Regions from separate parts of the Homo sapiens genome. Here region 2 is linked to region 1. A link is an interaction called in ENCODE POLR2A ChIA-PET data of the cell type or tissue named here. Cell type or tissue: OCI-LY7. All regions are shown on one strand. Each heading gives the region's core, and the rest is flanking DNA. Links, peaks and the distances in the headings are about the cores only.

What was found. ChIA-PET counts read pairs that join two places held together with the same protein. Peaks named below come from ENCODE experiments on the same cell type or tissue, not always from the same donor. Only the 100,000 strongest peaks of a DNase experiment are listed, where the experiment ranks them.
Region 2: POLR2A ChIA-PET joins it to region 1 with 6 read pairs; 2 of 35 experiments call an interaction of 5 or more read pairs at or near these places.

Annotation. Positions count from the first base shown.
Region 1 is chr9:37,918,198-37,923,197 of GRCh38, reverse strand. SHB (SH2 domain containing adaptor protein B) reads left to right here. Exons shown (of 6, transcript NM_003028.3): 6 at 3,194-5,000. The coding sequence ends at 3,377. Among named protein-coding and RNA genes, the nearest start is that of SLC25A51, 17 kb to the right of the region's middle. RefSeq lists an enhancer at 745-844. In OCI-LY7, for the core only: no CTCF peak of the experiment used is centred there; a DNase peak (open chromatin) is centred at 2,607.
Region 2 is chr9:37,810,617-37,816,459 of GRCh38, reverse strand. The region is part of intron 1 of DCAF10 (DDB1 and CUL4 associated factor 10); the gene reads right to left. Among named protein-coding and RNA genes, the nearest start is that of DCAF10, 13 kb to the right of the region's middle. In OCI-LY7, for the core only: no CTCF peak of the experiment used is centred there; no DNase peak of the experiment used is centred there.

The DNA.
Region 1 (5,000 bases), core at 1-5,000:
AGGGTTACATGAGGCCCTCTCTCAGGTCTGGGGAGTGCTGAGGTCAGGAGCACTGACTCTGGGCATCTGCTGCTGATAATCACTGTGTGACTTTGGGCCAGACACCTCCCCTTTCTGCACCTCGGTGCTTCAGGACATAGAGCCTGGCCTACAGGAAGGATTGTCCCTGAAGGCAATCCTGGCCAATGCCCCAGTGAAAGCAGGACTGGGGATGAGGGCAGCGGTGGAGGGAAGGTGTGAGGCTGCTTGCAGACCCCTTCCTGCAGGAAGCCCTCAGCGGGTAGGCAGCAGATTATGTTTTGCACATGTGGAATCCAGGATCTAGGGCTGGAAGTACCCCCCAGGGTCATCTAGTCAGCCTCCCTGTGGATGCAGCAGGAGAAGGGACAGAGCCCAGCAAGGCACAAGGATAGCCTGAGGGCCAGGGAACCCACGGGGTGCAGTGCTTGAGCCCAGGAGGGTCAGCATGTGAACGCGCCTTTCTCCCTCTGCCTGAGAATGGTCAGGCCACAGACTAGAGGTTCATGGAGCCCAAGTGCTGGTCCCAGCTCTGCCTTGGTCTCTGAGCTTCATGACCAGTCTGCCCCATCGGCACAGCCTGGCTCAGGGTGGTAAACTCGTGGGTGCTTACACAGGCGAGATAGGAGTGTGTTGGGGGTGATAAACAGCAGGCTCAGACAGGCAGGAGGGACTTCCCGGGGACGTCTAGACTCTCTTCAGCCTGGCAGCTGCCCCACCTCGCTATCTGTCGGCAGCCAAGGTACAGAGGACATTGTGTGGCTTTTAGTACTTGGTGGCCATTCTAAGCCCCTAACCTGGGAACAGAGGAGCTTAGCTTCTGCTTCGGACTCTGTCAGAGCCATTGCTGCTATCACTGTCCACTTCCCTTGCCAGATGCCGTAGAACAAATTCATATGAAATGTTGCCTTCACCCATGTGAGTTACTCTCCTAACCTTGAAAATGAAACTGGCTTGTTCCCCTGCAGCTTCATACCTGCACACTGGCAGACTCAGTTCCCGCCAGCGGCTGTGACCCTCTGCCTGACACCTCCTCCACTCTGTCCCCCAGGTATAGATCTGTGAGAATCACAAAGCCTGCTGGTCCAGCACCCCAAAAACGTAAGGCCACTCAGTGCATGCACGCAGAGGGGAATGATGTGCCCAGGGTCATACCCTCCTCCCTGCTGAGTGTCCCTGGCACCTGCAGCCCCTCCTTACCAGCCCTGCTCTCTCGCCCTTCCACACCCCTTCTCCAGGCAAAGCTGGGCATGTGGCTCTGAGAGCTCAGCTTTTTAACTCTTCTGCTGTTTTCTCAGCCACACAGTTTCAGCGCATTACTTAAGCAATCACAGCCCTTTCCAAACTGGCACAGATCTGTGGTCTCTTCGGCGTGGTGGGTAGGTGAGTCTTTGCTGGAATGGAGTTTTACATTCTTCTTGTAACACACATGCCGTTTCCTTTCTGCAGCCTAAGCGAGTGCGCCGCCTGCTTCTCAGACGTGTCTAGGCAATTCTCCGATGAAATGACCCTTCACTGAGGAGCAGAACTTGCCACAGGCTCTGTAATTAGAACATTGCCAGCCTTAAAAAAAATCTTGATTTAAATTCCAGTTCTTTACAGGAATTAGTCTCTCTTGAAATGTAATTGGCTCTCCCAACGATTTCCTTTAAGCTAAGGGTGACATCTCTAAATACATTATTATGAGCAGACATATTGCTTAGTGCTCGCACTTCATTAAGCATTTGTTCTGCCCATTTAAAAATGGTCCTGGAGCCCAAATTAAGGTGTTAATAGAGTGGGCACTTGTAAGCTTGGGAAGCCCAGTCCTGACTGGAAGAGATGTGTTCAAGCCCTGAGAGCCCCTGTGGGAGCGACAGCGGCTAGGGGCGGAGCTGGAGCGGAAAGGCTGCAAACCTTCAAGTCTGCTTGGAGCTCAGGTTGGGGGAGTCTGCTGGAGGCCGTGGAGATGGGGGCAGGTGATTTGTCAGAAGCTCCAGCTTTCTACCTAAGGGACAGACACCCGATAAAGTGGACTGTGCTTTGGAAAATCTAAAGCATCCACACGTCTGGTGGCAGAATCACAGTAGAATCATAAAAGGCGTGGAACTGAGTGGGCAGGCAGAGGACAGGCTGGTGGAGGGGTGAGGGATCCAGTGTGGCTGCAGCCCTGGTGAGAGCTGGGAGAGGTCTGCTGGGGCTAGGCAAATGCTGGTGGGAGGACTGTGGCTTTGGCCCTCGTGAGCTGATGCAGGCAGGCTGCAAGGGCTGTGTGCTCTGATCTCTGAGAAACCCACCCACTGCTTTTCCTTGAGCAGACTTCAGGTGGCTCCTCCCAAGCAGGTCTGAAGCCAAGCATGGTGGACATAGACTGGGCCCTGCTCCATGGCATGCTCAGAGGAGCCGGGATGGTGGCTAAGTACCTACAGTTCAGGAAGGCATGCGTGTCCTCAGTGCCACCAGATGAAGGAAGGAGCTCTGCCTGTGGGAGCCTGGAAAACCACCCAGCAGAGGCAACACAGGCTGGACCTTGCAGGAGACAGGGTTTATAAAGAAGGGCAGGTAGTACAGACTTTCTGCCCACCTTCCAGTGGCTAAGCCAAGTCACATGGCTAACTGCCTGCAAGGGAGGCTGGGAAATGTAGTCCCTGGCTGGGTGGCCCCTTCCCAGTGACAGTTTCCTACTACTGAAAGGGAAGGACAGATCACTTGCCATCCCTGCCACACAGTTTCCTCCTCTGGAAACTGGGGGTGATGACCCCTGCCCTACCCACTTGTCATGGCATTGGGGACATGAACACACTTTGCACCTGTCAGGCAAGGCTTAAACAGGGATATGCACTGGTAATAGAAAAGAGGGACTAAGTTTTGTTTTGTTTTGTTTTGTTTTGTTTTGTTTTGTTTTGTTTTGTTTTGTTTTGTTTTTCTGAAGAAGTCCCTAGAAGCGCTCAGTGTTGGAATGCTCTCTTGTAGCAGTGGCGGCTGCTGCTGGTTCCGGGTCAGATGCCGGAATTGGGGGTGCGCTTGGGTGCAGCTGCATTTCATCTGGTCCTGGGCCTCGGTCCTGGCTTGGAGAGGTGCAGCTCACAGCCACTTCATGGCTGGGATCCCTTCTGTCCCAGACAGCTGAGGAGACCCTTGGCCTCAGCCTGAGTGTCAGGGGGGTAGTTCTGATAACTCTGTGTTTTGTTCACAGGAGCAACCAGGGTTTTATGCACATGAAACTGGCCAAAACCAAAGAGAAATACGTTCTGGGTCAGAACAGCCCTCCGTTCGACAGTGTCCCGGAAGTCATCCACTACTACACCACCAGAAAGCTACCCATCAAAGGGGCTGAGCACTTGTCCCTCCTCTATCCCGTGGCTGTGAGGACCCTGTGAGCGGACCAGACCTGCCCTGCTCTGTGACAGAGCCTGAGACTTGGAGGTGCCAGAGGCCCCCCACCAACCAGCCCAGCCACTGTTGCTGGCTGTGTCGTTTGTGTTGTGTGTATGGTACTAGCACACCACTGCATGTCTCTAGAATGCTGTTGCCACTTACGGGGGCTGGAGAAGGCCTGGATAAAGACAGAAGGGCGGCAACACACCACCCCAGCCCCCACCCCCACCCTCTCCTTGAGTTTCTGTGAATTAAAATATTTGCAAATCCAAAGAGATGCCTTCCAGGATGAACAAAGGCAGACCAGCTCCGAGGGGCGGGGTAGGGTGGGGCGGGAGCTCCCTGGCTGACATCTCTTTGTTCTCCAGCTGTCTCAAATTCACACCTCTGTACAGGGCAAAGTTTTCCCACAGGAGCCCCCCTACTGATGCTGGGAGCCAAATGCTGGTGCTTTGAGAGTCCCGGAGGCCCCGGGGTTCCCGCCCCGCTGGTGTGTATATGTGTGTCTGTGTGAGTGTGTGTGTGAGTACAGATGTGAGAAGGTGGTCACACACAGATGGGTAAGCCCACTGATCTACTTGTAGTCACTCAGTGTAATCATTAGGCTATCTTCAAGGAATCATTGTGCAGTCAAAAAGAGGATTCAATTATTTATGAATAGGGTGTGTAAATAAAATAGTCATTTAATATATAGCCTTATCCTTTTTTGATATACTGCAGAGGGTCTCTGAGGGGGCAGTTCTGGTTTCACTCCCAGAGCAAGGCGTGTCTCCTCTGGGCTTGCTGCTGTGGCAGGCCCCAGGGAGGGGAGGGAGGCCGAGGCCTCAGCTCCAGCCCTCAGCAGCTCTGGACACAAGAGCCGTCTGCTCTGACAACTGGGCTGAGGCAGTCGGTAGCACTCTGGGAGTCAACCCAGAGCTCAGAGTTCAGGCTTCAGCAGTGGACATAGTCAGGAGCCTCCAGTGTTGACCAAAAAACCAGTCTTTCCCTCCTGCAGTGGGACGTCTGTGTTGACACCCCCCCAACCCCTGGACACAGCACCCAGCTGGCTACAAAGGGCTCTCTCCCCACTATCTGTTAGCACCACCTGGGAGGTATTTGGCATGTAGGGAAAGGGAGACAGAGAAGGAACGTCATTTGCCCAAAGCCACACAGCTCACCAGCAGCAGAGCGGTTCTGCAGCCAATGCTCTTTCGTTGGTTCTGCATGGCCTTGCTGTCACCCTGCCCATGGAGGAGGGAGAATCCTGACCTCCCAGGGACATAGAGCCCTCAGTGGTCCACACTGCTTCCACACACAAGAACACCTACACACACACACACACACACACACACAGCCCTCAGTGGTCCACACTGCTTCCACACACAAGAACACCTACACACACACACACACACACACACAGCCCTCAGTGGTCCACACTGCTTCCACACACAAGAACACCTACACACGCACACGCACACGCGACCTCTCTCTTGCTTGCCATAGCAGGGTCCTCCCACACAGGCCAGGCAGCCCCGATGAGGCTAAGAGTTTCTCAGCTCTCCTGCTTTTTCCACCCACCCAGTAGCATGAAGATGTGGCTGCCCTCTCCTGAATGAGATACAAGGGTTCCAGAGCCTTCGCCA
Region 2 (5,843 bases), core at 381-5,380, 110 kb after region 1:
TGCCACCATGCCCAGCTAACTTTTTGTATTTTTAGTAGAAACGGGGTTTCACCATGTTAGCCAGGCTGGTCTCTAACTCCTTACCTCAGGTGATCCACCCACCTCAGCCTCCCAAAGTGCTGGGATTACAGGCGTGAGCCATCGCGCGTGGCCCAAAAAGTTGTAATGGAACTGCTGTCTTTACAATATGGAATCTTCCAATCCATTAACATAATCTATCTCCATTTATTTAAATCTTCTGTAATTCTCTCAACAAAATTGTATAGTTTCCTCCATATGGCCCATGCCTACCTTCTGTTGAACTTATTCCTGGGCACTTGATTTTTTTTTATATTTGAATAAATGTTCTTTTAAAATTTTTGCTTATGCTGGACACAGTGGCTTATTCTTGTTATTCCAGAATTTTGGGAGACCAAGGAGGAAAGATTACTTGAGCTCAGGAGTTTGAGACCAGCCTGTGCAACACAGTGAGACCTTGTCTCTACAAAAAATTTAAAAATTAGCCAGGTATGATGGTGCACACCTGTAGTCCCAGCTATTTGGGTGGCTGAGGTGGGAGGATCAGCTGAGTCAGGGAGGTTGAGGCTGTAGTGAGCTATAATCATGCCACTGCACTCCAGCCTAGCTGACCAAGACCCTGTCTCAAAAAAAATTTTTTTGGCTTTGCTTATTGCTGGTATACAGAAATGTAACTGATTTTTAAATATTGATTATTTATCAATCGATCTTACTATTCTATTATTTGGGGTTTTTGGTTGATAATAATACCATCTAAAAATAATTGCTTTGTTCTTCCTATTTTTTTTTTTTATTGGAGACAGAGTTTTGCGCTTGTTGCCCAGGCTGGGGTGCAATGGCGTGATCTCAGCTCACTGCAACCTCCGCCTCCCGGGTTCAAGTGATTCTCCTGCCGCAGCCTCCTGGGTAGCTGGGACTGCAGGCGTGTGCCATGATGCCCAGCTAATTTTTGTATTATTAGTAGAGACAGGGTTTCACCATGTTGGCCAGGCTAGTCTCGAACTGCTGACCTCAGGTGATCCACCTGCCTCGGCCTCCCAAAGTGCTGGGATTACAGGCGTGAGCCACCATGCCCAGACTGTTCTTCTTTTTAAAAACCTGTTTCCTTCTCTTTTTGGTTGTTATACTGACTAGGACTTTCAGAACAATGTTGAATAGAAGTGTTAATAGCAGGCACTCATCTTGTTCCTGATCTTCAAGAATATATTCAACATTTCATCATTAAGTACAATGTTTGGTGTAGGTTTTTTGGGCAGATTCCTACTATTAGATTAAGGAAAGTTCTGTTTCAATTTTGCTAAGCTTTCTTTTCATGAATATATGTCAAACTGTGTAAGAGATTTTTCAGCATTTATTGAGATATTCCTATATTTTTCCTTTAATATATTAATGTAGTTATTTACATTAATTTACTTTCTAATTTCAAATCAGTCTTTTATTTTTACCTCATTGCTAGATTCAGTTGGCTAATATTTTGTTTATGATTTTTCTATCTTTATTCTTCAGCGAAATTGCATGGTAATTTTGCTTTCTTGTGCTATTCATGTCAGATTTTGGTATAAAGTGTATGCTAACATCATGGAATGAATTAAGACTGGCTCTTGTTATTTTATACACTGGAATAGTTTATATAAATTGGGATTATTTATTTCTTGTAAATTTGGTAGTGCTAGTCTATAAAACCATCTAGACCTAACTACTGATGCAGTATTATTGGTTATGATACTACTTTCTAATCTTTTACTAATGTCAGTTTTGGTAATTTCTACTTTTCTAGGAATTAGCCTATTTCATTGAACTTTAGAATTTTATTGGCATGAAGTTGTTCACAATATCCTCTGTTTCTATTTTTAAACTTTAAAGGCCAGACACAGTGGCTCTCACCTATAATTCCAGCACTTTGGGTGGCTGAGGCAGGAGGATCACTTGAGCCCAGGAATTTGAGATCAGCCTGGCAACACAGCAAGACCCTGCCTCTTAAAAAAAAAATTGAAGGCCAGGCGTGGTGGCTCACGCCTGTAACCCCAGCACTTTAGGAGGCCGAGGCGGGCGGATCACAAGGTCAGGAGTTTGAGACCAGGCTGGCCAACATGGTGAAACCCATCTCTACTAAAAATACAAAAAAAAAAAAAAAAAAAAAGCCGGCGTGGTGGCACATGCCTGTAATTCCAGCTACTTGGGAGGCTGAGGCAGGAGAATCGCTTGAACCCGGGAGGCAGAGGTTGCAGTAACCTGAGATCGTGCCATTGCACTCCAGCCTGGGTGACAGAATGAGACTCCATCTCAACAACAACAACAACAACAACAACAACAAATATATATATATATATATATATATATATATATATATATATATATATAGTGACAAATAGTTTCAAAGTGGTTCAATTGCACTCTGATCTCTATTCCTTCTTTTTACCTTCTTTGGGTATAATTTGTTGTTCTGTTTCAAAGTTCTTGAGATGGATGCTTACTTAGCTTATTGACAATTCAGCCTTTCTTCTTTTCTAATATCTGCATTTAAGGATCTAAGATTTTCCTCTATACATGGCTTCAGCTGCAATTGCACAAATTTTGATAGTGTTTTCATCATTCAGTTTCAAATATTTTATAATTTATACTGTGATTTCTTCTTTGACTCACAAGTTATTTAAAAGAGCATTTCCAAAAATAAAGAGATTTTCTAGTTATTTATTTCCTGAACTTTCATTGAAAAACAAACTGCTTAATCTCAATGCTTGGAAATTGTATGAATTTGTTTTTTGTGTTGTCTGATATTAACATAACACACCAACTTTCATTTAGCTAATGCTAGCAGTGGTATGCCTTGACATCCTTTTACTTTAAAACTTTGTGTATCCTTACATTTCAGGTATGTCTTCTGTAAGCAGTTTTTAAAAATCTGATCTGACAATCATTGTCTCAGTCAAATTACATTTAATGTAACTACTAGCAATCTTTGAGTTGAAATCTGTCACCAGAGAATTTACTTTCCATTTGTCCTGTCTGTTCTATGTCCCTTTTCAGTTGCTTTAAACATTTTTTTGGCCAGGCACATTGGCCCATGCCTGTAATCCTAGTGTTTTAGGAGTCCAAGGCAGGAGGATAGCTTGTGGCCAGGAGTTGGAGATCAGCCTGGACAACATGTGGAGACCCTATCTCTATAAAAAAATAAAATGGCCAGGCATAGTGGCTTATGGCTGCAGTCCTAGCTGCCCAGGAGACAGGCGGGAGGATTGCTTGAGCCCAGGAGTTGGAGGTTGCCGTGAGCTGTGACAGCACCAATGAACTCCAGCCTGGGCAACAGTGCAAGATCCCATCTCTAAGAATATATATACATTTGCTATTGATATCTCCCCATATGCTATTTAGTATGTTAAATATATTTTTACTCTTCTTTTAGCGAATACCTAAAGAGCTAACATCATGCATCAACTTTTTAAAGTGAAGTACGTAATTATTACTTCCTGGATGATGCAAGAACCTTAGCTCACTTCAACTTCCTTTATCCCATCCTAATATTTAATTTTTTAGATATAATTATATATAAATTTAATGCTCTACTAAAATTTTTCATGTTTTATACCATTCCCAGCCTGGACAACAAACTGAGACCCTTGTCTCTACAAAAAATAAAAAAATTAGCCAGCCATGCTGGCGTGTGCCTGTGGTCCCAGCTACACAAAAGGCAGAGGCAAGAGGATTACTTGAGCCCAGGAAGTCAAGGCTGCAGTGAGCAGTGTTCATGCCACTGCACTCCAGCTTGGATGACAGAGAGAGACTCTGTCTAAAAAAATGAAAAAAAAGTTCACATTCATTTTGATTTACACGCATATTTATTTTTGTTCTTTTCATTCTTTCCTGTACCTCTGATCTTCCACCTTTTTCCTTCCTCCTAAAGAATAATTTTGTTACCTGTTTCTGTGTAGATCTGATAGTGGCAAATTCTCTCAATATTTGTCTGGAAATATCTTTGTCTCTTGACTTCCATTGTTTCTGCAGTGAACTTAGCTCTCTTTTTGAGCCTCCTTTGAAAGTAATCTATCTCTTTCCTCTAGCTGCTTTTAAGATTTTCTTTGTCTTTGTGCATGTATGTTTTATTTTAGTTTTAGCAGCTTTACTCTTGTAGCTAAGTGTGGCTTTATATTTCTGTCTTTTTTTCTTCTTTTTTTTGTTGTTTGTTTTTGAAGAAGTTGGTAGGGATTTTTGTTTTTGTTTTTAAAGCAGTTGGAAGGTTTTTTTTTTGTTTTTGAAGCAGTTTTGTTTCAGAAGGTTTGGAGTGTGGTGGCGCTGGAATGCAGTGGCGCAATCTCAGCTCACTGCAGCCTTGACCTCCCAGATTCAAGTGATCCTCCTTCTTCAGCCTCCTGAGTAGCTGGGACCACAGGCGCATGCCACCACACCCGGCTAATTTTTTTGTAGAGTCAGGGTTTTGCCATGTTGGCCGGGCTGGTCTCAAACTCCTGAGCTCAAGAGATCCAACTACCTCAGCCTCCATAAGTGCTGGGATTACAGGGGTGCGCCACCATGCCTGGCCTGCTTTTTTTGTCTTTCTCTTGCTTGAGATGTATAGCCTTTCTTGAATCTACAATGTCTTTTGTTAATTTTTAAAATTGTCATCCATTATCTGTTCAAATATTGATTTATCTTCATTCTCTTTAATATCTTTCTGAAACTCCATTTATATTTATAAGATCTTTTCCCTGTATCTTATGACATATCTTAATCTCTATGTCCCATTTTGGTAAATCTGAACTTTATTCTGTATATTTTTTTCTCATCTATTCTCAAGCTCACAAATCCTTCAGCTGTGTCCAGTTTGCTGTTAAATCATCCAGTGAGTTTTTATCAGTTACTGTACTTTTTAGTTCTAGGGTTTTCTTTTTTTAGCTTCTAGTTCTCTGCTAAATTTCTCCATCTTATAATTCCTTGAACATATTAAATAGTTTTAATGTCAGATCTCCTGTGGGTCTATTTCTATTGTTTGCTGATTTTCTTGGTTTTTCAGACAACGAATCTCTTTGTACTAGTGCTCGTCACTGTATACAAAAATTATAGGGATAATTTAAAGCACTGGATGATATATTATATTTTTAAAAAAATTTCTTTAGAGACAGGGTCTTGCTTGGTCACCCAGGCTGAAGTGTAGTGATGTGATTATAGCTCACTGTAACCTCAAACGCCTGGGCTTAAACAATCCTCCCACCTCAGCCTCCAGAGTAGCTAGTATGGCAGGCGCACACCACCTTGCCCAGCTAATTTTTAGATTTTTTGCAGATATGGGATCTCTCACTATGTTGCTCAGACTGGTCTCCAACTCCTGGCCTCAATTAATCTTCCCTCCTCAGCCTCCCAAAGAACTTGGATTAAAGGTGTAAGCCACGGCACTCAGCTGCATATTTTCTTCTTCCATAGAAGATTCATCTTTAATTATGGCAAGTAAGCTAGAGTAGAGGTGCCGGCAATCTGAGGTCTTCTTAATCTACGTAGGGAATGAGATTATTTGAAGCTGGCCTTTAGTCCCCATGAGTACTGTCGATTCTGGATTCACCTTTAGTCCTAGGGTATACTGGGTGAGGGGAGGGGAGTTTCAATCCCAAACCTAAATTGCGGATCCTAAATTGCAATTCTTGTAATCTCATCTATCCCACCCATGAGTCCATTAGAAATACCATTCAGAGGCCAGGCGCAGTGGCTCAAGCCTGTAATCCCAGCACTTTGGGAGGCCGAGGCAGACAGATCACCTGAGGTCAGGAGGTCGAGACCAGCCTGACCAACATGGAGAAAGCCCGTTTCTACTAAAAATACAAAAATTAGCCGGGCGT